Linked DNA regions of Homo sapiens: all the other regions are linked to region 3. Evidence: chromatin loops called from intact Hi-C (ENCODE). Cell type or tissue: OCI-LY7. All regions are shown on one strand. Links, peaks and the distances in the headings refer to the core of each region. The heading gives the core; the rest is flanking DNA. Region 1 holds the start of LOC124903712 (a long non-coding RNA gene). Region 2 overlaps PKD1L3 (polycystin 1 like 3, transient receptor potential channel interacting). Region 3 overlaps AP1G1 (adaptor related protein complex 1 subunit gamma 1).

The links. Hi-C counts contacts between places; a loop is a spot of excess contacts. Peaks named below come from ENCODE experiments on the same cell type or tissue, not always from the same donor. Only the 100,000 strongest peaks of a DNase experiment are listed, where the experiment ranks them.
Region 1: a loop joins it to region 3, with 2.8 times the contacts of the local background. A loop is called at or near these places in 13 of 110 quality-filtered maps.
Region 2: it touches region 3 in a loop (3-fold over the local background); 20 of 110 quality-filtered maps call a loop at or near these places.

Annotation. Positions count from the first base shown.
Region 1 is chr16:71,666,743-71,677,745 of GRCh38, reverse strand. It overlaps PHLPP2 (PH domain and leucine rich repeat protein phosphatase 2), which reads left to right. Exons shown (of 19, transcript NM_015020.3): 9 at 1,097-1,299; 10 at 5,424-5,484; 11 at 8,376-8,471; 12 at 10,413-10,568. LOC124903712 (a long non-coding RNA gene) reads right to left here and starts at 6,946. Exons shown (of 2, transcript XR_007065109.1): 1 at 6,859-6,946. RefSeq lists an enhancer at 6,866-7,160. In OCI-LY7, for the core only: no CTCF peak of the experiment used is centred there; no DNase peak of the experiment used is centred there.
Region 2 is chr16:71,959,226-71,963,225 of GRCh38, reverse strand. PKD1L3 (polycystin 1 like 3, transient receptor potential channel interacting) reads left to right here. Exons shown (of 30, transcript NM_181536.2): 16 at 1-21. Among named protein-coding and RNA genes, the nearest start is that of PKD1L3, 39 kb to the left of the region's middle. In OCI-LY7, for the core only: CTCF peaks have their summits at 1,414 and 1,617 (motif pointing right); DNase peaks (open chromatin) are centred at 1,625 and 3,185; H3K27ac peaks cover 1,983 bases.
Region 3 is chr16:71,741,480-71,752,482 of GRCh38, reverse strand. AP1G1 (adaptor related protein complex 1 subunit gamma 1) reads left to right here. Exons shown (of 23, transcript NM_001128.6): 14 at 2,151-2,273; 15 at 2,500-2,589; 16 at 4,105-4,232; 17 at 5,791-5,895; 18 at 6,869-7,010; 19 at 7,213-7,339. Among named protein-coding and RNA genes, the nearest start is that of SNORD71, 12 kb to the left of the region's middle. In OCI-LY7, for the core only: CTCF peaks have their summits at 5,604 and 5,822 (motif pointing right); a DNase peak (open chromatin) is centred at 5,852.

The sequences.
Region 1 (11,003 bases), core at 3,681-7,680, 74 kb after region 3:
AGTCATAATATTTTCCTAAAGGAAGCTGGTAAAAAGACACCTACTGGATGTTCTGTTATTTACAGTAAGCCATTGATGTAGCTTGTAAAGACAGTAAGAGAGTTTTTTTTTTTTTTTAAACCACACTGGAGACTTAAGAGAGAGATTTATAGAAATACAGGAAAGTGAGAATAGACCTGCATAAATTAAATCATACACCTGTGTAGAAAAAACCCAGAGGTCATTTTCTATAATTTGCCTTTGAACTCTTCCATATATATATATATATATATATATATATATATATATATATGTGCAGATTATTTCCTTGTCTGTTAATTAATTTTATGTTTGAACCTTAGCTCTAGAGATAGAGCAGGCATAGCAACAGGAAGAAGTATGGCTCCATCCTTATACTCTGGACATGGTACTGTTGTGACTGCTTTGCTACTCACTGACTCAAAAGGTTGTGTTCATCTTCCTGTTCCTTTGTCCTACTTAGTGCCCACCTGACATTATTAGGTATTTGGATATAAGTGTTTAACTGTTCGTAGATATGGCCTCTTTTTTCCTTCTCTTTATTAATTTGTATACGTATTTGCCAATTTGGATTGTCTAACTTAGCTGTACCTTGAGTTATTCATCAACTAATTATTTATATAGTACCTTGCAAAATGAGGCGAGTAGTGAAATTCTTAAGTTGTTTAGGAAACAGAGAAAGGGGGCCGGGCACGGTGGCTCATGCCTGTAATCCCAGCACTTTGGGAGGCCGAGGCAGGCAGATCATCTGAGGTTAGGAGTTCAAGCCTGGCCAACATGGTGAAACCCCAGCTCTACTAAAAATACAAAAAATTAGCCTGGCATGGTGGGGGTGATTCTAATCCCAGCAACTTGGGAGGCTGAAGCAGGAGAATCGCTTTAACCTGGGAGGCAGAGGTTGCAGTGAACCGAGATCACGCCATTGCACTCCAGCCTGCGCAACACAGTGAAACTCCATCTCAAAAAAAAAAAGTAAACAGAGAAAGGGATCATACCTGTCCTATTTTTTATTTTTATTCTGGTAAGCACATTTAATAGACTCTTATTTATGATTATTTTCTTGTTTCTGCGTATTAAGGATGAACCATTTGAAAACCATGGTTATTGAAAATCTGGAGGGAAATAAACACATCACCCACGTGGATCTGCGGGACAACCGACTGACTGACTTGGATCTTAGCTCCTTATGCAGCTTGGAACAGCTGCACTGTGGGCGGAATCAGCTGAGGGAGCTAACACTCAGTGGCTTTTCCCTTCGGACCCTCTATGCCAGTTCCAACAGTGAGTTTTCTCTGCAGCCTTTTGTTTTTTCTCTTTCAGCTGTTGTCAGTGCTTTCTGAGAACAGTGGCACCTGTGGTGTTCCTCAGCCACTCTGCAGGATGGGGTTTGTGGCTCATTGAGGCAAAGCTTTATCTCTTCACTTTGCTGTCAATACTTAAGTGGTTGCAGTGTGCATAAAAAGACATGGCAGGATACTTTGAGCTTTACTAATTGAGCATAATAAGAGGCATTCCACAGAATAGTGGTGGTGGGGAGGTGGGCAAGCATGTTCAAAACAGAGCATCAATAATAGTCTAAAACAGGTTGGCAAACTATACCCCAGGACTGCATCTGGCCTGCCACCTCTTTTTTTATGGCCCATACGGAATGGTTTTTACATTTTTCTAATGGTTGGGTAAAAAAAAAAGTCAAAAGGAGAATTTTGTGGCCAATCATGGGGGCTCATGCCTGTAATCCCAGCACTTTGGGAGGCTGAGGTGGGCTGATCACCTGAGCTCAGGAGTTCGAGATTAGCCTGGGCAACATGGTGAAACCCCATTTCTACAAAAAATACAAAAGTTAGCCAGCATGGTGGCAAACCTGTGGTCCCAGCTACTCAGGAGGCTGAGATGGGAGGATCACTTGAGCCTGGAAGGCAGAGGTTACAGTGAGCTGAGACCGTGCCATTGCATGTTCTCATGAGAGAACTGGGTGAGACTTGTGAGACCCCATCTCAAAAAAAGAAAGAAGAATTTTGTGACATGTGAAAATTACTATGAAATTCAAGTTTCTATGTTTCTGAATGAAGTTGTACTGGAATGCAGCCACAGTGGTTTGCTTGCATATTGTTTATACATTCTTGCTCTTGTGCTACAGTGGCAGAATTGAATAGTAGTAAGAGAGACTGTGATATGGTCCGCAAAGCCTAAAATGTTTACTATTTAGCCTTTTACAGAAAAAGTTTGCCAATTCGTGGTTTAAAAGCTTGTGTAGCCTCAGTGCTAGAATGAGAAGCCACTGATTTCAATAGTGATTTGCTCTAAGAATATTTTTCAATGAAAAGGTCCTCATATTTGTCGAGGCCATTCTTTTTATGGAAAGTTCTTTACCTTTGTTTACTTTTGATATGTGTTTAAGGAAGGAAAGGAAAATAGGTTAAATTTTACTGTCAGAAAAATGCAAATGTAAATAATAACATTTTATACTCATCACATTTAAAAAAAGGTAATTCTGAGTGTTTCCAGAGGCGAGGAGAAGCATCTTCCTGAGCACTCACACACTGCCAGTGAGAGGTGACTGGTAAAACCACCCCAGAGAGTAATGTGACAGTGTTAGAGATGTCGAGACACACACATACCATATTCTAGAAGTTTCCTGATTGGGATATATCCCAAAGACACCCACATGTGCACAAGGAGATGTATAACAGATTGTTTATCACTTTTTGTGAGCATGAAAAAGTAGGATTTTGAGACGGAGTCTAGCTCTGTTGCCCAGGCTGGAGTGCAGTTGCCTGGTCTCAGCTCACTGCAACCTCTGCTGCCCAGGTTCAAGCGATTCTCTTCTCTTAGCCTCCTGAGTAGCTGGGATTACAGGAGTGTGCCACCATGCCCATCTAATTTTTGTATTTTTAGTAGAGACATGGTTTCACCATATTGGCCTTGCTGTTCTTGAACTCCTAACCTCTAGTTAGCTGCCCACCTCAGCCTCCCAAAGGGTTGGGATTACAGGTGTGAGCCATTACACCCGGCCTAAAAGTAGGATTATTAATAGGAAAATGGGCAAATCGGTAGTGATATATTCATGCAATAGAATATTGCACAGCAGTGAAAATGAATGTACTAAAGCTTTGCATGGTAATATGGATAAATTGCACACTTTTTTTTGAGCAAGGAAAAGTGCATAATTAAATGTATATTGTGATAGTTATATCAAAATTTAAAACACTCACAGAAATATTGTTTTCTTCGTTATAAATATGCCATAACTATGAAAGAATACATGAGAGTGATGAAAACCATATTCAGGATGATGTTTACTCTTGGTATGTGTGGTATTTTAATTCTTTAAAAAAAAAAAAAAAAGTCTGGGCCTGGCACAGTGGCTCAAGCCCGTAATCCCAACACTTTGGAGGCCTAGGTGGGCAGATCACCTGAGGTCAGGAGTTCAAGACCAGCCTGGCTATTATGGTGAAACCCCATCTCTACTAAAAATACAAAAAATTAGCTGGGCATGGTGGCGCGTGCCTGTAATCCCAGCTATTCGGGAGGCTAAGGCAGGAGAATTGCTTGAACCCCGGAGGTGGAGGTTGCAGTGAGCCAAGGTCATGCCATTACACTCCAGCTTGGGCAACAAGAGCAAAGCTCCATCTCAAAAAAAAAAAAAAAAGTCTGCCACATATAAAGCAGAATGTAGGTTTGTTAAAAGCTATATGATAGGTGAAAGAGGGTTCATTATTTTATGCTCTTTATTTTTCTGTATCTGTAAACTAGATTATACAGATAAAAGTTGAGGACTTCTGTTTGCGTTGCCTTTTATTATGTTATAGAAGCTTCAAATTGTAGCTTAGATTAATTGCTTGGTCAGAAGAGTGTTAAAACTGGTGAGTGTTGACTTATGCTGTTTATAGATGCCTGACATTGTAGTAAGTCCTAGCTGTGGAGATTTTTGTTATCAGGCCCATCCCTATCCTTAATGTGTCTAAACAGTGAATTCCTGGCCCTACTGGAAAAGACCTCATCAACAGGCACACAGTCCTAAATATTTACTCTTTGTAAATATTTAAGTATGTACAGATAAATGAAATATTTTAATAGTATTTAAATACTTAAATACATGAAAAAGTCACCAGGATTCTATCACAGCAGTTAACTGAACAGGGCTTGTTTGAGGTCTGCTACTCCGTTTACAAAATCCTTAAATTCTACAACCTGGAAGAATTCACATAAAAACTTGCAGTTTTGATGCCTCAAAGTCAAGAACTCTGCTTTACAAAAAGAAGTTATCTAAATGTGATCAGTTAATATAGGGAAAGCACTGAACTTGACTAGTCATCAGGGATATGCAAATTGAAACTCCTGCGTGGCACCACTATACACCTACCAGAATGACTAGAATGGAAAGGCCTAAAAATCCCAGGGGCAGCTGTTGGAGTGTAAATTGGTACAACCACTTTGGAAAACTGTTCAGTAGTATCTGCTAAGGTGAACAGAAACATACCCTGTACCCAGCAGTGCCTCTTCTAGGCTTACGTTCAATATAAGGACTTATATTAGTCCACAAAAGACACGGACAAATATGTTCACAGAAGTACTATTCATAGTAACTGCAGACTGGAAAAGACTTAACATGTCATCAACTCTAAAATGGGCAAATAAATTGTGGTATATTCACATAAAATAATTTTTTACAGGCATGAGAATGAATGAGCTATAATCATATGCAACTGTATAAACAAATCCTGTAAGCATATTGTGGAGTGAATGAAGCCAGACAAGTAAATTATACATACTGTGTGCATATATTTATGTAGATAGGCAGAAATAATTATACATACTGCATGCATATGTTTACATAGATAGGCAAAAGTAATTATACATACCGCATGCATATATTTATGTAGACAGGTAAAAGTAATTTGGTACTTGGAGTCAGGACTCCTTGAGGGGAAGTGACTGGAAAGGGAAACATGGGGCAGTTCCCAGGGAGCTGGTAATGTTCTGTTTCTTGATCCGGGTGTTGGTTCCACTAGTGTGTTCAGTTTGTGAAAATTTACTGAATTGTTGCACTCTTCTGTATTTTTGTTATACTTCAATTAAAAGTTAAAATATTGCCAGTAAAAGTCTAATTATTTTTATCAAGTTAAAAAGCTAAGTAGTTACTGTTAACATTTAACTACTGCTTAATATTGTATAAAGGCAGTGCAGTACACAGGATCCTTCAATTAGCTGTTACATTTGTTTTTCAAGACAAATTGGGATCAGTTAGTCAAAGTGAGTTTTCAGTAGTTTTTGTCTTTAGCTCATCTTGGTAGAATACATCAGTTTTCTCTCTGGTGATTTCACTAAGCTACTTTTCCATTGTCAGCTCTCAGTTACTTTCTTTTTTAGAGGATGTCACTAACACCTGTTTGTTTTTGGATTAGGGCTGACAGCAGTGAACGTCTATCCAGTACCCAGCCTGCTCACTTTCTTGGATCTCTCCCGGTGAGTGTCTTTCATGAGGGTGGCGCTTGCTTCTTACTATTTAAGAGATACATGTGGATTTTTTGGCAGTTTTGATGTACAAGAAATCTAAGTATTTTGAAATACTTGGATAACCTGGAAAAAGGAGAAAGGATGAATGGACGAATAAGTTTAATAGCCTTACTGTATAAAGGAAGGATTCTCTTGAAATAGTAAGGTGTCTGTGAATTACTCTTTCTTAAAGACTATAGATGTAGGATGAGATGCAAACAAGGAAGACCTGTTATCTTCAAGGCACTGATTCCCGTTTTGTCAGTTGGAATCAGATAATTCTTGATTTTTAGATAGTGGGTGTTTGTTTGTTTGTTTGAGACGGAGTCTTGCTCTGTCGGCCAGGCTGGAGTGCAGTGGCGTGATCTCGGCTCGCTGCAAGCTCTGCCTCCCGGGTTCACGTCATTCTCCTGCCTCAGCCTCCCGAGTAGCTGGGACTAAAGGCGCCCACCACCACGCCTGGCTAATTTTTTGTTTTTTTAGTAGAGATGGGGTTTCACTGCATTAGCCAGGATGGTCTGGATCTCCTGACCTTGTGATCTGCCTGCCTTGGCCTTCCAAAGTGCTGGGATTACAGGCGTGAGCCACCGAGCCCAGCCAGATAGTGGGTTTTTAAAATATTATTTAATTTTTTTGTACTCCTATAACTCATGTTGGTCTTATTTTTGAAGGGACATTAATTATATTCAGGATTTTATTACTTTTTATTCATTTATAACCACTGTTGGGCATTCTGGGTTCAGCGGTAGAGTTTTGCAGTCTAGTGGCAAGATGAACAATCAAACAAGCAGTGACAGGGCAGCATCCTAAGTGCTGTGAGTACAGGGTGCCCAAAGCAGATCAAAGGGGCAGTGGGCAGGGTCCTATTTGGTCAGGGTTGTTGTGAAGACTGAGTGAGATGATAAATGCAAAATGCATAAGATAGTACCTGACGTGTAGTCATCTCAAGAAATACTAACTGTTGTAGCCAGGTTTCTTTTTGTTGATTTCGTTACTTTATCATTATCATTTTAAGCTAATGTTTTAGATTCCCTTCCATTTCTTCCTGCTTATCTTCCCAGCAAAACCCCAGCATGGATCAGTACTAAAATTTTACCTTTTCCGTTGAGCTTGATCATTGCCGAAGAAAATCACATCCAAGTAGACACCACTACAAACTCAAAATTTCCAACCTCATCTGGAGCTTATTGGTTCTTTGTCTTGCCAGCTCCTTCCAGTGTCCTCAGCATCTACCTCCCTCAGTGTCCCCCTCCCCAGTCTCCTCCATGCTGGAACTTAGCTTCCTACTTGATTGGGAAAATAGAGGCCATTGTGGGCAATTTCCCTCAGCTTCCAAACACCCACCTTGCTTGAATTTATATAGATGCGTATTCATTCTCAGCTTCTCTCCTCTGTTCATGGCCAGTCCAGCTGTCTGTGCCTGTGACTCCTCCACTCCCACTGCCCTGGACCTTGCACTGTTCGTCGTCATTATTGTCCTCCTCTCTCCCCCTCCTCTTCCCCTCCTCTCGTGTGTGTGTGTGTGTGTGTGTGTGTTTTCAGCCTCTTTTTTCTTAGTCTGTACACATACTTTGTCTCTTCTGTCATAACAAAGTTCCCTTTACCTCACAATCCCCCTAACTATTTTCTTAATTCCTTTCTTCCCCCTTTTGTCCAAATTTCTCAAGAATTATGTGCATTTGTTGGCTTAGTTTCTTCAGTCCCCATCTGCTTATCCCTCTAACAGCTCAGTTTAGTTCTGCTCTTATTGGAACTTTTCTGTGTTGACACAGTTAATTTTGCTCTCTTTTCTCCAAACATGCTTTTTCCTTGGCTAGCTAATACAGTCTGATTTTTTTTCATGCCACTTTGGCCATGTTTCTTTTGCATACCCTTCTTCCTCAGCTAGCCCTTTAAAGGTCGATTATCCCCAAGGTTCTGTCCTTGGTCTGCTATACTTCATTGGACGTGACCTCATTTACTGCAGTTATTTCAGCTACACTCAGATCTCCAGCCCAGGCCGTCTCCTCCGGGTGCTCCAGCATCACCAAGCTGCTTGTTATTCCCCATACACATCATATGTTTCTTCTCTTGCCTCTGTGCTCTAGCTCATGTTGCCACCCTGTGCTTGGAATGTGCTCCTCACCTCAGGCCTTTGTACAACATCTTCATATTCTAACCCACATATTTCTTAGAGAGCTTGTTTTGATCCATTTTAGGTAAAGGGTTTCCTTCACTAAGGTATAGCAATATGTGTGTTTCTCTTACATAGCGCTGCTTCATTCTGCCTCATTATATCGCTTGATAAACCTGTAGATACCTTGAGGCCTAGAGAAGCTGTCACATCTGAAAAAAAATTCTCTTGACTAAATATCTGCCTAGTGCTCTACTAATTATTTGAGCTCACATTCTAAATGGTTTGAAACTTTTCCCCCACTAGTTATCTTTTGCTTCTACTGTCTCACTTGTATTCATTCTGTTAATTTTCCCTGGAATTTGCTTCTCTTCTCACCCAGTCATTACCTGTGGAAGTCTTAACTCATCTTTGAAGGTTTGTTAATTATAATTCCTTGTCTTTCCCTCATCCCATCCCACCACAAGTGTGCTTTTCTATTGCAGAAAGCCTTTTTATCTTCTTTGAGCATGCAACATAATTGATCCAGTATTATACATTTTCAGGTACTTGTCTCTCCTCTCCCTTCTAATTCAGCAGCATTCAATGAGCACCTACTATATTCCAGGCAGTGTTCCAAGGGATGCCTTGGAGACAGTGTTCCTGCCCTCAAGGGCTCACAGGCTGGTTAATGGATACATTATAGCCTACTGAAATGAGTTCCACTTGTCATCTTAAATGGTGCCATTTAATTATTTATTTTCTGCAGAAACCTGCTAGAGTGTGTCCCTGACTGGGCCTGTGAAGCAAAGAAGATAGAAGTATTAGATGTGAGCTATAATCTTCTCACAGAGGTTCCCGTGAGGTATGTGTGCCTGGATGCATATATTATGTATATACTAACATTTACGTGTGTGCGTATTTAAATTTTTTTCTAGATTTGGGTTGCCTTTTATTTGTTCAGTGTGTTGAGTACCTGCTGAGCATGAGGCAGTGTGATGTGCTGTAAGGAACATAGTAAAGGCTAAAGCATGGGCTTGGCTTGCAAGGAACTTAATGAGAAGATAGTGTAACATATGTGGATAACTGTGATGAAATAAATACACTAAGAGTTGCTGCCATAGGTTGGTGACATGATAGTAATAATAGTTAATTTTTATAGGATGAGCTATTATAAGCTGAGCAATGTTCTAAGAACATCACTTTTATGATCTTACCTAATCCTTTAAAAACCTTATCATATATTTAATAGGTGCTGTTATCTTCATCTTAGAAATGAGGAATGTAAAGCTTAGAGCAGTTAGGTAACTTGTTGAAGGTTACACTTAACCAGGAAGTGACGGGAGCTGGCATTTGAAGGTAGTCTTTTTTTTTTGGAGACAGGGTCTCATTCTGTCACCCAGGCTGGAGTGTAGTGGCACAGTCACTCCTCACTGCAGCATCAACCTGCTGGGCTCAGGTGATTCTCTGTCCTCAGCTCCCCCTCAGTAGCTGGGACTATGGGTGCACACCACCACACCCAGCTAATTTTTGTATTTTTAGTAGAGACGGGGCTTTGCTATATTGGCCACACTGGTCTCAAACTCCTGGGCTCAAGCAATGGGCCCATCTCAGCCTCCCAAAGTGTTGAGATTACAGGCGTGAGCCACCACACCTGGCCTTGGATGTAGTCGTTTTTACTCCAGAGCCTTCACTCTTTTTTTTTTTTTTTTTTTTTTTTTTTTGAGACAGAGTCTCGCTCTATCGCCCAGGCTGGAGTGCAGTGGCGCGATCTCGGCTCACTGCAAGCTCTGCCTCCTGAGTTCACACCATCCTCCTGCCTCAGCTTCCGGAGTAGCTGGGACTACAGGCACATGCTGCCACGCCCGGCTAAATTTTTTTTTGTATTTTTAGTAGAGAACGGGGTTTCACCGTGTTAGCCAGGATGGTCTCGATCTCCTGACTTTGTGATCTGCCCGCCTCTGCCTCCCAAAGTGCTGGGATTACAGGCATGAGCCACCACCCCCGGCCAGAGCCTTCACTCTTAATCACTACACTGTATAAATTAAATGGAGAAAATCAGAAGAAATTTGAATAATTAGGGAATGTTTCATGGAGAAGATGGCATTTGAATTGACCTTTACTAGATGATGGGATTTTTCTAAGTGGTGGGAGAAAGAGAGTGGGGCTTGGTGAAGGCGGCAGGGAATGATACATTCCAAAGCATTGAGGTATAAAATGTTATTTTCTATGGAGTCTTTAAAATTAAACTAGAGGCGTTTAACATACTAAATATGAACACAATCTTTGGAGTCAAACCTTAATTCAAGTCCAGACTTTACCATTTACTATGCAGTGTGAAATCTTAGGCAAATCAAAGTTACTGAACCTTTCTGAATTAACTTCATTGTTAAGTGGCTTAGCACATTTTAAGCACTCCATAAATAGTAGTTTTTATTGTAATGAAATGTTATGAATTTATTCACAAGATGTGTTAATATTAATATACTGAATTTTTGGTGCTGCTTAGACTTAAAATCTAAATTGATTTATTCTAGAAATTGCCTTTTTAGTATAGATCTCCTCTGTGCTGTTTGCCTTCATTAATTCACCTTTTCTCAGAATGACCTTAATGACTTCCTGGTGGGTGGTAGGTAAACATATGGTCATAGCTGCTTTCTTGGCTCAGGCACTTGTCAGTGAGTATACAATCTAGGAGAATATGTTTCTATAAGTTAACTAATTTCAGTTAAATAGGCTAGGACAGCCTCAGAAAGAATGATTTAAGTAAGTTTTTAATGTGTTTGTTTGTATGCTCCCCCCTTAGAATTCTGAGTAGCTTGAGTCTTAGAAAACTGATGCTGGGACACAATCATGTGCAAAACCTTCCAACACTGGTAGAGCACATCCCCCTCGAGGTGCTGGATCTTCAGCATAATGCACTCACGAGGCTGCCAGACACCCTCTTCTCCAAGGCCTTAAAGTAAGTATCATAGGATTTTTTTCGGAAGAGCAGAATCATTGGCTAAACAGACTGCAGTGACTTATCATTGGAGTGACCTTTGGAACTGTATTTACAGAGCGTTTACCTAATAGTCCAACTATGAGTGGAGACTTATTTGCAATTTTTATGAAACAAAATATGACACTGTTTTATGAGGCAGTAACTCATAGTTGAAATAACTGTTAAATCCTTAAAGAGGTTTCTGTGTTGTAAACAATTTCAGACAGGTTGAGAAGATTCAGGCTTTCATCTCTGAAAATGAATATAGTTATGATATTTAAAGAGAAATTACAACATTCTGCTGTGGCTTCTTTGGGCAATTTTGAGCTTTTGCATTGGAGAGAAAAGGACGTACCACTAAAGTTAATTTGGTTTTTGCTCCTAGCTTTACCAAACCGCCTTTGAATTACAGTC
Region 2 (4,000 bases), core at 1-4,000, 210 kb before region 3:
GAGAGAGCTCTTTTCCTTTAGGTACTGTTGGAAAATTACTATTAACAGTGAATATTGATGTTCACTATTAATTGAATTGTTCACGATTGAATTGTTTTTAATGCAAATTAACATTTTATTAATGTATTATTTCAAACATACATAAGCATTACTGTTGTGGTTGTAACTGGTGTAACCATTACCTTAAAAATCAGAAGGAAGACAAAAAGAGATTCGAAGTATAAAAATTATAAATATTGCCCTTATTTTCTGAAACTGTTTACCTAGAGAATCATTTATAAATTTACTAAGATATCTAGGAATAAAAGAATCACTCAGATCAATGGAATATAAAAAGGATACCACTACTTCGATGATACAAATATTTATGAGAACAAAATATAAAAATAAAGGAAAGTATTAGAGGGCTGTAGCCTTCAACTGACTTTCAAAGACACTAGTAAACTGGCCAGGCACCGTGACTCATGTTTGCAATCCCTGCACTTTGGGAGGCTGAGGCAGGCAGATCACTTGAGGTCAGGAGTTCAAGACCAGCCTAGCCAACATAGCAAGACCTACTAAAAATACAAAAATTAGCCAGGCGTGGTGGTGCACACCTGTGATCCCAGCTACTCGGGAGGCTAAGGTAGGAGAACTGCTTGAACCTGGGAGGCAGAGGTTGCAGTGAGCCAAGATTGCCACTGCACTCCAGCCTGGGCAACGGAGCGAAACTCCATCTCAAAAAATGCAAAGATGTTAGTAAACCAAAATAATTAAAGCAATGTACTGGTGAATTCACAGACCAGGAGAACGGTATAATATACGTATCAACTTCTGTATCTTTCTAGGTATCCATGTATCTTTCTATGTCTCCTGAATGCTAAAGATGAGAATATTCCTAGGAGAATATACCTCTGCTATCTGACCTCCTTCTTACCTTCAGCTTTCTGGTTCAATATTACGGCTCTCGGCTTTTTCCTCATGGGAACAAGATGATTGCAAGAGGCCCACACACCATGTCCTAGCCGGGCATGGTGGCTCACACCTGTAATCCCAGCACTTTGGGAGGCCGAGGTGGACAAATCACTTGAGGCCAGGAGTTTGAGACCAGCCTGGCCAACATAGCAAAACCCCATCTCTACCAAAGTACAAAAATTAGCCAGACTTGGTAGCATGAGACTGTAGTCCCAGCTACTTGGAAGGCTGAATCAGAAGAGTGGCTTGAACCCAGGAAGCGGAAGTTGCAGTGAGCCGAGATACAGCCACTGTGCTCCAGCCTCAGTGGCTCTATCAACCAAACACCACGTCCTTACATTAAAATGCCTAAAGGCAAAAAAACATGGAACTGTTTCTTCTGGTACTTGACTCCCAGAACAAACAAGAAATGTGTATTTCTTTGTTAAGATCTGCTCCAATTACAATTGCGGCATATAAGAAATTACTCCCAAAACTGAGTGGATTAAAACAACCATGTTACTTTTCTCCTGGTTTTGTGGGTCAGAAATTCAGTGAGGCCATGGCTGGGGAGTTTTCCCTTGGGATCTTTCATCCTGGCTGGGTCTGTTACTCATCTGTAAGCTCCTCTGTGTTAGATTTCCAAAAATGATTCGCTCACAAGGTCAGCAGGGGGCGCTGGCTGTCAACTGAGAGCTCATCTGTGGCTGTCAACAAAGCACCTATGTATGGCTTCTGCGTGGCAACCTCAAGAGAGTGGCATTTTTCACAGGGGTGGCTGTCTCCCTCCAGAATGGGCAGTTCAACAGAACTAAGTAGGGGCTTTAGCCTTTTATGTCCTAACTTTGAAAATCAGATTCAAGGAGAAGGGCCAAGGTACGGTGTCTCACTCCTGTAATCCCAACATTTTGGGAGGCTGAGGTGGGCAGATCACCTGAAGTCAGGAGTTCGAGACCAGCCTGGCCAACATGGTAAAACCCCTTCTCTACCAAAAATACAAAAGTTAGCCATGCGCAGTGGTGCACGCCTGTAGTCCCAGCTACTGGGGAGGCTGAGGCAGGGAAGTTGAACCCGGGAGGTCAAGGCTGCAGTGAGCTGAGATCACGCCACTGCACTCCAGCCTGTGCGAAGGAGTGAAGACTCCATCTCAAAACAAAACAGAGAAAACAAATAAGTCTTGAAACTAAAAATCATGGACTCTCAGCAAGAAGTGGGAAAAAAAAAATGAGATCCTGTCTCTAAAAAACAAACCAAAAATATATGTTTTAAATTGTGTGTTGCTTGTGTATAGGAATAAACTGGTAGAAATTTTCTCTCCTTCACCAAAACTTAAGGGGTAGCGAATACTATTTCCCCTCCCTAGACCTGATACAGTTCTAGGTTTGTTTTGTTTTGATTTTTGAGATAGGGTCTCACTGTGTTTGCCAAGCTGGTCCCAAACACCTAGGCTCAAGCAGTCCTCCCACCTCAGCTTCCCGAGTAGCTAGGATTACAGGCATATACCATTGCATCCAAAGTTCTAGTATTTTTAAAACATATATAGACATATTTATTCAAACATACTCATTTTTGTTGCAGAAATGTGATTTTTTATCTGTTTAATCTCTGTGTTTCCAATAGAGGAAAGACTGTGAGTTTAATTCTCCTTCAGTTATGTAAGTTTTTACCGTATAGACATATTTTATATGTCTATTGGATGTTTATTAGGAGCATTTAAGTGTATGTTATTTCTTCTGGATACTTTTTTTTTTATTATATAGGTCTCCCTTTGATCCTGTTGACACTTTGTATCTTAAATTCCATTTTATATTAACTAAAGAAAGTTGACATACTGATATTATTTCTATTGTTTGTTCTTATCTTTTTACTTTCAGCCCTTTTTATGGTTTTGCTTAGAGTTATGTCTTGCAAGCAACATATAACTGGATGTTTAAAAAACCAGATCTAATAATCTCTTTTAATACATGAGTTTAATATGTTTACATTAACCATGATTACCAATCCATTTGGACTTAATTTACCATATTATTTTGCATTATTTGTTATAATCCATTCTCTTTCCTTTATCTACTTTCCACATTGTCAAATTGACAGGTTTTGTAGTTTTTTTTGGTTTTTTTTTTTTAAGGTTCTCTGCCTCTTGGTTTGTTGGTTGGTTGGTTGTTTCTTTCAGATGGGGTCTTGCTCTGTCACCCCAGCTGGAGTGCTGTGACATGGATCACAGCTCACTGTAGCCTCAACCTCGCCAGCCTCAGGTGATCCTCCCACCTCAGCTTCCTGAGTAGCTGGGACTACAGGTGTGTGCCACCATGCCTGGCTAATTTTAAAACTATTTTTGTAGAAACAGGGTCTCACCATGTTGCCCAAGCTAGTTCTTGAACTCCTGGGTTCAAGTGATCTGCATGTCTTGGTCTCCCAAAGTGCTAGGATTACAGGTGTGAGCCACCATGCCTGACCACTTCTTGTATTTTTAATCTTTGCTGGTTTAGAAACTATACATTGTATTTTTTCCTCTTTCTCCTCTTGTTTTTCCACTTCCTGCTTCTGTTCCTCTTCTTCCTCTTCTAATTCTTTTTATTGGTTACTTTTAATTTTTAACACACTTTTTCTCCATATTAATTTTCTAAGAATAACGTTTCTTCTGCCTGAACATGACAAAGAATTAGCAATGCTTTAACCGTTCTTGAGTAACCTCTCTCCCAATTCCCATGTTTTAAATTACTCTCTAGTGTTATGGTTTTACCATTTTGTTTTTAGATGCACAAAAAAGGTTTTTCCTTTCATATTTCACAGTTAATTAAATAATTAATATCAATTTCTCTGTTTATTCTAGTTTTCTGTATTCTTTGTTTTTTGTTTGTTTGTTTAGTTGGTTGGTTTTTGAGACGGATTTTTGCTCTTGTTGCCCAGGCTGGAGTACAATGGCACGATCTCAGCTCACCACAACCTCCACCTCCCAGGTTCAAGTGATTCTCCTGCCTCAGCCTCCTGAGCAGCTGGGATTACAGACATGCGCCACCATGCCCGACTAATTTTGTATTTTTAGTAGAGACAGGTTTCTCCATGT
Region 3 (11,003 bases), core at 4,004-8,003:
ATGACTTATATGTATTTGTTGACTTATGAAATTATGACTTATATGTATATGTATTTGTTGCTGTGGAATTCTCTCTGGGGCATACTCGTTTTTTAGTTTACTTACAATGAATTAACTTGGTAAAAGGTTAAAAGTTAATAAATTTGATTAGCAAGGGGAAAAATTATAATCTAACAAAATGTAATTAACATAATGATGAACAGGACATGTTTTCCTAGTTTTCATGAGGCTCAAAAGAAGGGAGAAATTAACACTCCTGAAGGAAAGTGTTTATGAGAATTCAAAAGCTTTTTTTTTGTGCCCCTGATTTTATTTTTCTAACTGACTTGTGTTCTCTTATGATCATGTGATTTGTTTTCTTTAGCCTGTTACATGCTGGGTTACATTGATATTTGAATGCCTAACCAGCCTTACATACCTGGAATACGTGGTCAGGGTATATTATTCTTTTTATAACTTTGTTGGGTTTGATTTGCTAATATCTTGTTGAGTATTTTTATATGTGTATTCATGAGAGAGATTGGCTTATAGTTTTCTCTTATAATGTTGTTTTTGACCCATGTGTTATTTAGAAGTATGTTCTTTTAATCTCCAAATATTTTGGGATTTTTTTGCACCTGTCTTTGTGTTGCAGATTTCTAGTTTAATTCTGTGTGGTCTAAGAGCATACTGTCTATGATTTATGTTATTTGAAATTTGTTAAGATATTTTTTATGACCCAGAATATGGTCTTTCTTGGTTCAGTGTAAGTTTAAGAAAAATGTGTATTCTGCTGCTGTTGAATGAAGTAGTCTTATTATACAAACCCATTAGATCACCCTGATGCTTTCTTGTATTTAATGCACTCTGCTTTACGGAAGGATGTAAATAAACTATACTGCAAATTACCTGCTTTTTAGCTTCTCACCTTTCCTTCTGATCATTTTCCCAGAATTCTTCCTCTGTCTTTGTGTTTCTTAACAGGAGTGACCTGATAAAACCCTGATCACCTGGCTGTTTTTTTTTTTTTTTCTTTTTTTTCCTTTCCAAAATACACATGGTTAGGACTGGTCTCAGTCTTACAAATTAAATCTATTGTTCTATTTAGGAATGGGAGATTGACCAAGGTTGGGTGATAAAGTTTTAAACCTTTACATTATTATTATTATTATTATTATTGTTGGTAGTGATGGAGTCTTGCTGTGTGGCCCAGGCTTGTGTCAAACTCCTGGCCTCAAGCAGTCATCTTGCTTCAGCCATCCAAAGTGCTGCGATTACAGGTGTGAGCCACTGTGTCCAGCCTTCCTTTTTTAATTTGGACAAAGAGAAATTTTTTTTTTTTTTTTTTTGAGACGGAGTCTCAGTCTGTTGCTCAGGCTGGAGTGCAGTGGCGCAAACTCGGCTCACTGCAAGCTCGGCCTCCTGGGTTCACGCCATTCTGCTGTCTCAGCCTCCTGAGTAGCTGGGACTACAAGCACCCACCACATGCCCGGCTAATTTTTTGTATTTTTAGTAGAGACGGGGTTTCATCGTGTTAGCCAGGATGGTCTCGATCTCCTGACCTTGTGATCCACCCGCCTTGGCCTCCCAAAGTGCTGGGATTACAGGCGTGAGCCACCACACCCGGCCTTTGGACAAAGAGAAAATTTTTAAAAATAAAATAAAATTTAAAAATGTAACATATTTAAATAAGACTTTGAAGTTTGAGCTGTTATGAACCTGAGAATTGGAACCAAATTTATCTTTGAGGGTGTTTTCTGGTATTCTTCTTTTAAAAACAATAGTAATGGCTGGGCGCAGTGGCACACGCCTGTAATCCCAGCACTTTGAGAGGCCGAGGCAGGTGGATCATCTGAGGTCAGGAGTTCGAGACCACCCTGACCAACATGGTGAAACCCCATCTCTACTAAAAATAGAAAAAATTAGCCAGGTGTGGTGGCATGTACCTGTAGTCCCAGCTACTTGGGAGGCTGAGGCATGAGAATCGCTTGAACCTGGGAGGTGGAGGTTGCAGTGAGCCAAGATCGCGCTATCGCACTCCAGCCTGGGTGACAGAGCGAGACTCTGTCTCAAAAAAAGAAAGGAAAAAACACACAGTAATAATAATAGCTAACACTTGTTATCATCATTTCTGTGTGTTTCTAGGGGTAATTGTCTGCATTTCCTTTTAGGCAGGAAGTTATGTTCGTGATGATGCAGTCCCCAATTTAATCCAGTTAATAACTAATAGTGTGGAGATGCATGCCTATACTGTCCAGCGCCTGTACAAAGCAATTCTTGGTGATTATTCTCAAGTAAGTACTTCATTCAACTATTTTAGGGGGTAATTTTACCCTCAATTTTTCTGGTATGTTTTTCTTCTTTTTTTTCCCCCCTCCTCTCTCCCCTTTGGTATGTCTTTATTTCTAACACTCTAGATATGCACAGTTTTGATCTTTATTATGAGATGACCTATGATTTGCATTAAATAACTTTGGAAAAATTGAAGTTCTTGAGAAACGTTGACTTTTCTTTTCACAGCAACCTTTGGTACAAGTGGCTGCATGGTGTATAGGTGAATATGGTGATCTTCTTGTATCTGGCCAGTGTGAAGAGGAAGAGCCTATTCAGGTACTCCTTGTCACTCTTGGTTAAGTGGGGGAAAATAGTGGTTTTGGTTATAGGAGAGTAGTGTTTAATGGGGAGTTGAGGTTGATTCCTTGAAAACTTTTTAGGCCAGGCGTGGTGGCTCATGCCTATAATCCCAGCGCTTTGGGAGGCTGAGATGGGAGCATCGCTTGAGCCCAGGAGTTTGAGACCAGCCTGGGCAACATGGTGAAACTCTGTCTCTACAAAAGACACAAATATTAGACAGGTATGATGGTGTCTAGTCCCAGCTACTCAGGAGTGAGACCCTGTCTCAAAAAAATTTAAAAAATACCCAACTTTTTAAAGAAGCAAACGCGAATTATATTGGAAAACCTGCCATTTTTTGAGATGGAACTTATTGAGCCATTGTGAGGTTTTTTGTTTTTTTTTTTTTAATAGAGTCTCACTCTGTCACCCAAGCTGGAGTGCCATGGTGGGATCACAATTCACTGCAGCCTTGATCTCCTGGGTTTCAAGCGATCTTCCCACCTCAGCCTCCTGAGTAGCTGGGACTATAGGCAGGCACCACCCTGGCTAGTTTATTCTACTTTTTTTTTGTAGAGACAGGGTTTCACCGTGTTGCCCAGGCTGGTCTTGAACTTCTGGACTCAAGCAATCTGCCTGCCTTGGCCTCTCAAAGTGTTGGGATTAACAGGCATTGCTGAGTGTGGTGGCTCATGCCTGTAATCCCAGCACTTTGGGAGGCCAAGGCGGGTGGATCATGAGGTCACCTGCAGGGTGGTTAGCCAGACCATCCTGGCTAACACAGTGAAACCCTATCTCTACTAAAAAGTAGAAAAAATTGGCCGGGCGTGGTGGCAGGCACCTGTAGTCCCAGCTACTCGGGAGGCTGAGGCAGGAGAATGGCGTGAACCCGGGAGGTGGAGCTTGCAGTGAGCCAAGATTGCGCCACTGCATTCCAGCCTGGGTGACAGAGCCAGACTCCGTCTCAAAACAAAAAAAACAAAAAAAAAACAAAACAGGTGTGAGCCACTTTGCCTGGCCCCATTGTGAGATTTTAAAACCACTTTAGGCCCAAGTCTCTGTCCTAGTGGACTGAATTACTGTTTCTCTTACCCTCTGGCTGGTAAACAAGAAGAAATGAGACATGTATCCATGTTCTTATTTGCACATTAAAGGACTGGCTTTAAAAGGGAAAATTGTGGCAACAACACTTGAACTCTGTATGTTTTTCTTTTCTTCTTCTGTTTCTGCCACTTGAAGCTCTAATATTGCCTCTCAGCCCCAGTGGTCATTTTTCACTCTTTTTACCCCCACCTGCTCTGGTTGATAGAACCAGAGCACTTTTTTTTACCCCCAACTACTCTGGTTGATAGAACAGCTTGGACAGTTACCCTGGCAAAGCACAGGTTGAGTTAGAGGCTTTTGTAACGGTAGGATTGTCTTTCTGGCTGCTTCCCCTGACTTGATATCAGATTTAGATGCTTAATCATGCTACTCATTCTTCATCGTCTTCTTTTTCCTCCTCCTCCTCAGGTAACAGAGGATGAAGTGTTGGATATTTTAGAAAGTGTCCTAATCTCTAATATGTCCACCTCTGTGACACGAGGTTATGCCCTCACTGCCATTATGAAGCTTTCCACTCGATTCACTTGTACTGTAAAGTGAGTATTGAAGAAACATAGGGTGAACAGGTTGTTTTGTAATTAAAAAACAAAAAAAATCCCAAAAAACTTGTTATCATGGAAAATTTCAAGCATAGACAAAAGTAGAGAGAATAATAACACAAATTTCCATTACTTATTTCTCCACAGTCACAGTGATCAATTTGTGGTTAATCTTTATTCATCAGCACTTTGTTCCCTCTCATTCTTTTACTCCCTTGTGGATTATTTTGAAGCAGAAAAGTTTAGGGGGTTTTGTTTGTTTGTTGAGACAGGGTCTCGCTCTCTTACCCAGGATGGGGTGCAGTGGCGCCATCATATTTTACTGCAACCTTGAACTCCTGGGCTTAAGGGATCTTCCTGTCTCAGCCTCCAGAGGAGCTGGGACTATAAGTGCACACCATCGTGCCTGGCTAATTTTTACATTTTTTTGTAGAGAAAGTGTTTCGTTTGTTTGCCCAGGCTGGTCTCAAACTCCTGGGCTCAAGTGATCCTCCTGCCCTGACCTCCCAAAGTGCAGGGATTACAGATGTGACCCACTCCACCTGGCCTAAAAGTTACGTTTTTAGAATGAGATTTCTAATACCTTTTTTTTTTCTTTTTAAGTTGAGAATCTACTTCCCCATATAAAGGTTTTGGTTTATTTGTATTTTATATTTCATTTTATTTTATGACAGAATCTTGCTCTGTTGCCAGGCTGGAGTGCAGTGGCATACAATCTCGGCTCACTGCAATCTCCATCTCCAGGGTTCAAGCAATTCTCCTGCCTCAGCCTCCTGAGTAGCTGGGATTACAGGCGCACACCACCATGCCTGGCTAATTTTTGTATTTTTTGGTGGAGATGGGGTTTCACCATTTTGGCCAGACTGGTCTCGAACTCCTGACCTTGTAATCTGGCCAAGGTTTTGGTTTATTATATTTTGACAAGTCTTAATAGGAATAAAATCATGAATGTTTTGGTGATTAAATCTTTTAATTCTCCTCTTTGCTTTTTTGAATAAAGTAGATTCTCAGGTCACTTTCCCACCCAAGCATATTTAAGGCCAACGTAGTTCTTGTAGTCTTTCTGCTTCACTTTTAAATGTGAAGTCTTATAAAAAATGGTATTGAATTACTTTTAAAATTCTGAACTGGAAGAATTTGGGGTCAACATTTTGAGGCTCTGACCCTTTTATAGATTAAAAATTATTTAAAAATTATCAAAGAAGAGAATGAACAGTACAAATTTCTTTTGTGGCAAAGTAATAGTTGGTACTTTTGTCTAGCAAAGTTTAGGGAGTGGCATATATATATGTGTTTTTTCCACACCATCATTGTTGCTGAATGGGGATGGCATATTTAACAGACAAAAATCTAGTGTTACAATGAGAATAGTATAATGCGAATGTCAGATAAATGGATGAAAGTAAAGTGTTTTGTTTTTGAAAAACTATATAAATTAAGAAAAAATGAGTATTTCAGTATTTTAACCAGAAAATTCTGGCTTATTAAACATTATCTCTGCTTATTTGTGAATTTTCTTTTGGGTATTTTATTTCGTTTGTCATTTTATCTATAGCCGAATTAAGAAAGTGGTTTCCATCTACGGAAGCAGCATTGATGTGGAACTCCAGCAGAGGGCAGTAGAATATAATGCACTTTTCAAGAAATATGACCACATGAGGTGAGCGAAAGAAACTAAGCAATGCGTGTATCTCTTAGCATCCTGACTAAATTGTCATGGTAATCCATAAAGAAGATTCATTCCTTGTGCTTTATTAATTGTTCCTCGTATCCCTATTTAGTTCTAATTGCTTGTCTGCTTCTGTTTTGTCCATCTTCTATTCTGCCTAGTCTCTAAAGAAATAAATTAACTCTCTTTCATTCCACCTCCAACACTTACACTTTTTTTGATATGGAAAGTTTGCTTTATTTTCTATTTTATTTAGTTAAGAAGTGGGAGGCCGGGCGTGGTGGCTCACGCCTGTAATCCCAGCACTTTGGGAGGCCGAGGCGGGCAGATCACGAGGTCAAGAGATCGAGACCATCCTGGCCAACATGGTGAAACCCCGTCTCTACTAAAAATACAAAAAAATTAGTTGGGCATGGTGGCGCATGCCTGTATTCCCAGCTACTCGAGAGGCTGAAGCAGGAGAATCATTTGAACCTGGGAGGCGGATGTTTCAGTGAGCCAAGATCATGCCACTGCACTCCAGCCTGGCGACAGAGCAAGACTCTGTCTCAAAAAAAAAAGAAGTGGGAGTTGTATTTTTTCAAGACAAATAATCTCATTCAAATTCTTTTACTGTTAACATTCTAGTGTTTGGGTCATCTTTTATTCTTCTATTATACAGTATCTTCTTGACTGTTAATACCTATGGATTTACCTTTCTTTCATCTCAGTCTCTCTACCACTGAAATATATGCTTTGGGATTTAGCTGGGCAGTCTGTTTATTCAAGATTTTTTTGTCTGCCCTTAATCCAGCCAGGAATTTAGGTCATGTATTCTTGTAATCTACCTTCTATTTTAGTGTGTGTGTTGGATGGGGAGGGGAGATAGATCTCCATGCTTGGGCTCAACATAGTTAATGGTGATTATTTTGGGTAGGGAATCTAGGTTAACTGCCTAGAATTTAACCACTTCAGATTCTTCTAGGTCTGCCCTACTTGAGAGAATGCCTGTCATGGAAAAAGTGACCACAAATGGCCCTACTGAGATTGTGCAGACAAATGGAGAGACAGAACCAGCTCCACTAGAGACCAAACCGCCACCCTCTGGGCCACAGCCCACCAGCCAGGTAGCCAGCCTTTCACTTGCTCATCTGGGGCTTCTTACGATTTTATAGTCCCTTACAGCTTGTCTCTTAGCTGAGTCCCTTTAATGTTCCTGGGTTGGTTGATGATTTCCTTCCTTATTTTTACATATTGAAAGAGCTTTGCATTAGATGTATACTAGACAAATCAAATAATAATGAATTGAGGTGTTGTTACCTTGTTTAGGCCAATGATTTATTGGATTTGTTGGGAGGAAATGACATAACACCTGTTATTCCAACTGCGCCTACAAGCAAACCATCTTCTGCTGGTGGAGAACTTCTTGATTTGCTGGGAGACATCAACCTTACAGGTGAGGCAGTCTGGAGCTATTTAATACCTGGGAAAAGATAGAGGCCTCAGGGAAAAACTAAACTGAACCCAGACTTTCCAGCACGTGAATCATTTGAAGATGGGAGAGGCTAAATCAGAAGCAAGAGTCAAATCTTCACAATATCCGGGTTATATGTTGTATACTAATAATGCTCTAAAGATAATTTATACGGATTTCTTAAAGGCAAACTCCTAATTTTGGGTGAATAAATTATTCATAGTGTTTTAAGATAGAAACTACTTTTCCTGGCTGGGCGCAGTGGCTCATGCCTGTAATCCCAGCACTTTGGGAGGCAGAGGCAGGTGGATCACCTGAGGTCAGGAGTTCTAGACCAGCCTGGCCAACATGGTGAAACGCCATCTCTACTAAAAATACAACAATTAGCCGGGTGAAGTGGTGCATGCCTATAATCCCAGCTACTCCGGAGGCTGAGGCAGGAGAATCGCTTGAACCTGAGAGACGGAGGTTGCAGTGAGCCGAGATCGCGCCAGTGTGTACTGCAGCCTGGGTGACAGAGCAAGACTCTGTCTCCAAAAAAAAAAAAAAAAAAACACACTTTCTCTTTCAAGCTCAAAAAATATATCCCGTATCACCTTTGCTTTTAGTGTCCCAAGACATGACTTCTTCTTGGTTCCTTCCCACTAATGGTTAGTTTTCAGTAGCTGTGGCCATTTGTGGAGAGATGTTAACCTGCTACTTACCTCTTCCCTTTCACACTTTCTGTAATTAAAGCAACTGAAGGGCAATCACTCATAATATTCAAACATAACTTTTCATTTGGGAATATTTTTTCTTCTGTTCATATATACCAGTCATTTGTAATTGACATGTTCAGCAATATGATAAACCCGAGTCCAATACAACTTTTATTTTTATTTTGAGATGGAGTCTTGCTCTGTTGCACAGGCTGGAGTGCAGTGGCACGATCTCGACTCACTGCAACCTCCGCCTCCCGGGTTCAAGCGATTCTTCTGCCTCAGCCTCCTGAGTAGCTGGGATCACAGGCACGCACCACCATGCCCTGGCTAATTTTCGTATTTTTAGTAGAGATGGGGTTTCTCCATGTTCGTCAGGCTGGTCCTGAACTCCTGACCTCATGATCCCCCTGCCTCGGCCTCCCAAAGTGCTGGGATTACAGGCGTGAGCCACTTCGCCTGGCCTTTTTTTTTTTTTTTTTGAGACAGAGTCTCACTCTGTCACCCAGGCTGGAGTGCAGTAGCATGATCTCGGCTCACTGCAGCCTCTGCAACCTGGGTTCAAGCAGGTCTCCTGCCTCAGCCTCCTGAATAGCTGGGATTACAGGCGCCTGCTACTGCGCCTGGCTAATTTTTGTAGTTTTAGGAGAGACAGGGTTTCACCATGTAGGCCAGGTTGGTCCCGACCTCGTGATCCACCCACCTCAGCCTCCCAAAGTGCTGGGATTACAGGTGTGAGCCACCACGCCTGGCCTACAACTTCTATCCTAAATTTCAGTGTAAAGTATAGCTGAAAGGTTAAAGTGTCTTTTTTTTTTTTTTTTTGAGACAGAGTCTCACTCTGTCAGCCAGGCTGGAGTGCAGTGGGATTATCTCGGCTCACTTCAACCTCTGCCTCCTGCGTTCAAGTGAGCCTCCTGCCTCAGCCTCCTGAGTAGCTGGGATTATAGGCGAATGCCACCATGCCCGGCTAATTTTTTGTATTTTTAGTAGAGACGGGGTTTTGCTGTCTTCTTTAAGAGGATAATGAAGAGTTAAAGCACACATGACCTTGAGTAAAAAATAGACATAGGATAACAAGTTGGATGGTTAGCTAAGCTCATTCCCACAGGCTGATTTTTTTTTTTCCTAATACAGTGGAGTCACAGAGTATAGGATTTATGTCTGTGTCTTAACAAAATTTCAAAATGTTACTTGTCATGTACTTATGAATCATTTACAAATGGTCAATTTCAAATCCTCAAATGTCAAAGCTGTACTGGATAACCGGCAAAGAAAAAACAACCCCACAGTTAAACCATAGCATATACTTCACCTAATATGTTAGTATTTCCATGTTAATATATATAGCCTTCATAATTATAATTTTAGGTGACTAATACTTTATCAACAAATTTGCTCTGTTTACTCAGTTCGTTAGTATTGGGTAGTTTGGCTTTTTTTTTTGGTTTTTTTGAAACGGAATCTTGCTTTGTTGCCCGGGCTGGAGTGCAACAGCACGATCTCGGCTCACTGCAACCTCTGCCTCCCGGGTTCAAGTGATTCTCCTGCCTCAGCCTCCCGAGTAGCTGGGATTTATAGGCACGTGCCACCATGCCCAGCTAATTTTTGTATTTTTTTATTAGAGATGGGGTTTCACCATGTTGGCCAGGCTGGTCTTGAACTCCTGACCTCAAATGATCCTCCCGCCTTGGCCTCCCAAAGTGCTGGGATTACAGGCATGAGTCACCGCACCCAGCCAGTATGGGGTATTTTGTTTCTAGATTTTTCTTACCTAGCGGCCTCAACAAATATTACATCAATTTGTTCTTATTTTAGATTAATTTGTTAGACTAAGTGACTTAGTCTTTCTGAATCTGGTTAAAATTAGGATGATTAATACTTACTCCATAAGATATTTGTGAGGCCCATTGACCTATTCAGTGCATGATACATAGTAGGCACTTGGTAAATATTATTTACCTTTTCCTCAATTTATATGTTTAACCGCACAGTCATAAGCATTGTATATTATCATTTTAAAAAGCCCTATTGGGTGAAAATTTGGTCCTATTATATTTTATTTTTATTATTATTTTTTAAATTTTGTAGCCCTCTGCCAGGCTTGGTCAGCAGAGAGAGGCCCTATTATTTTTTGATCACAGAGAATGTTTAATATTTATTCACATATTTGTATTATAGATGAGGTTCCTTTCTGAACATTCCTGTATCCTTAGCTCATTTATTGTGGAGTCTTTTCTTTTTGTTCCTACTGTCTTGTTTTCCTAGTGTTATATGTTAAAGCAAAATGATAAAATGTTAAAAAGTCTGGGTTTTCTTGCCTTATTCATAATGTGTTTTAAAGATGTTTTTCCACTTTTTACATTAAGTTTTAAAATTTTGAATTCTAGATTTCTTAATTTATCATTACAGTTTTACCCCATTATATAGAAATTTAAGTCAGTAGAAATTCAGAATAGATTTAACATGTGTTTTTAAAGGGTTTGGAGCAGTAAGTTTCTGCTCTTCTCCTAAACTACCTTGCTATACTTTTACAGGACAAAGAAAAGTGAAAATTTGAGGGAGTTGGGGACCTATATGCTGCCTGTATCTTGAGTAGCCTCTGATTTTCCATGAGAACACATTTCTAAAATTGTTTTGAAAATGGGAATTGGGGGAAATTTTCTCGATTTGATTTTTTAGACTAGGAGAACTGTATGAATATTTCTTTGTCTGCTTCATTGATAATCTGCTGGACTGCACAAATGGTGTTTGCATTTATTTTAGCTTCTCGTGCTTGCTTAGCCATCCGTATTTCTATTCTCTTTGCTAATTTTTAATATGTCATTTACTTGTTTTTGTTTTTGAGATGGTGTCTTGCTCTGTCACCCAGGCTGGAGTGCAATGGTGTGATCTTGGCTCACTGCAACCTTTGCCTCCCAGATTCAAGCGATTCTCCTGCCTCAGCC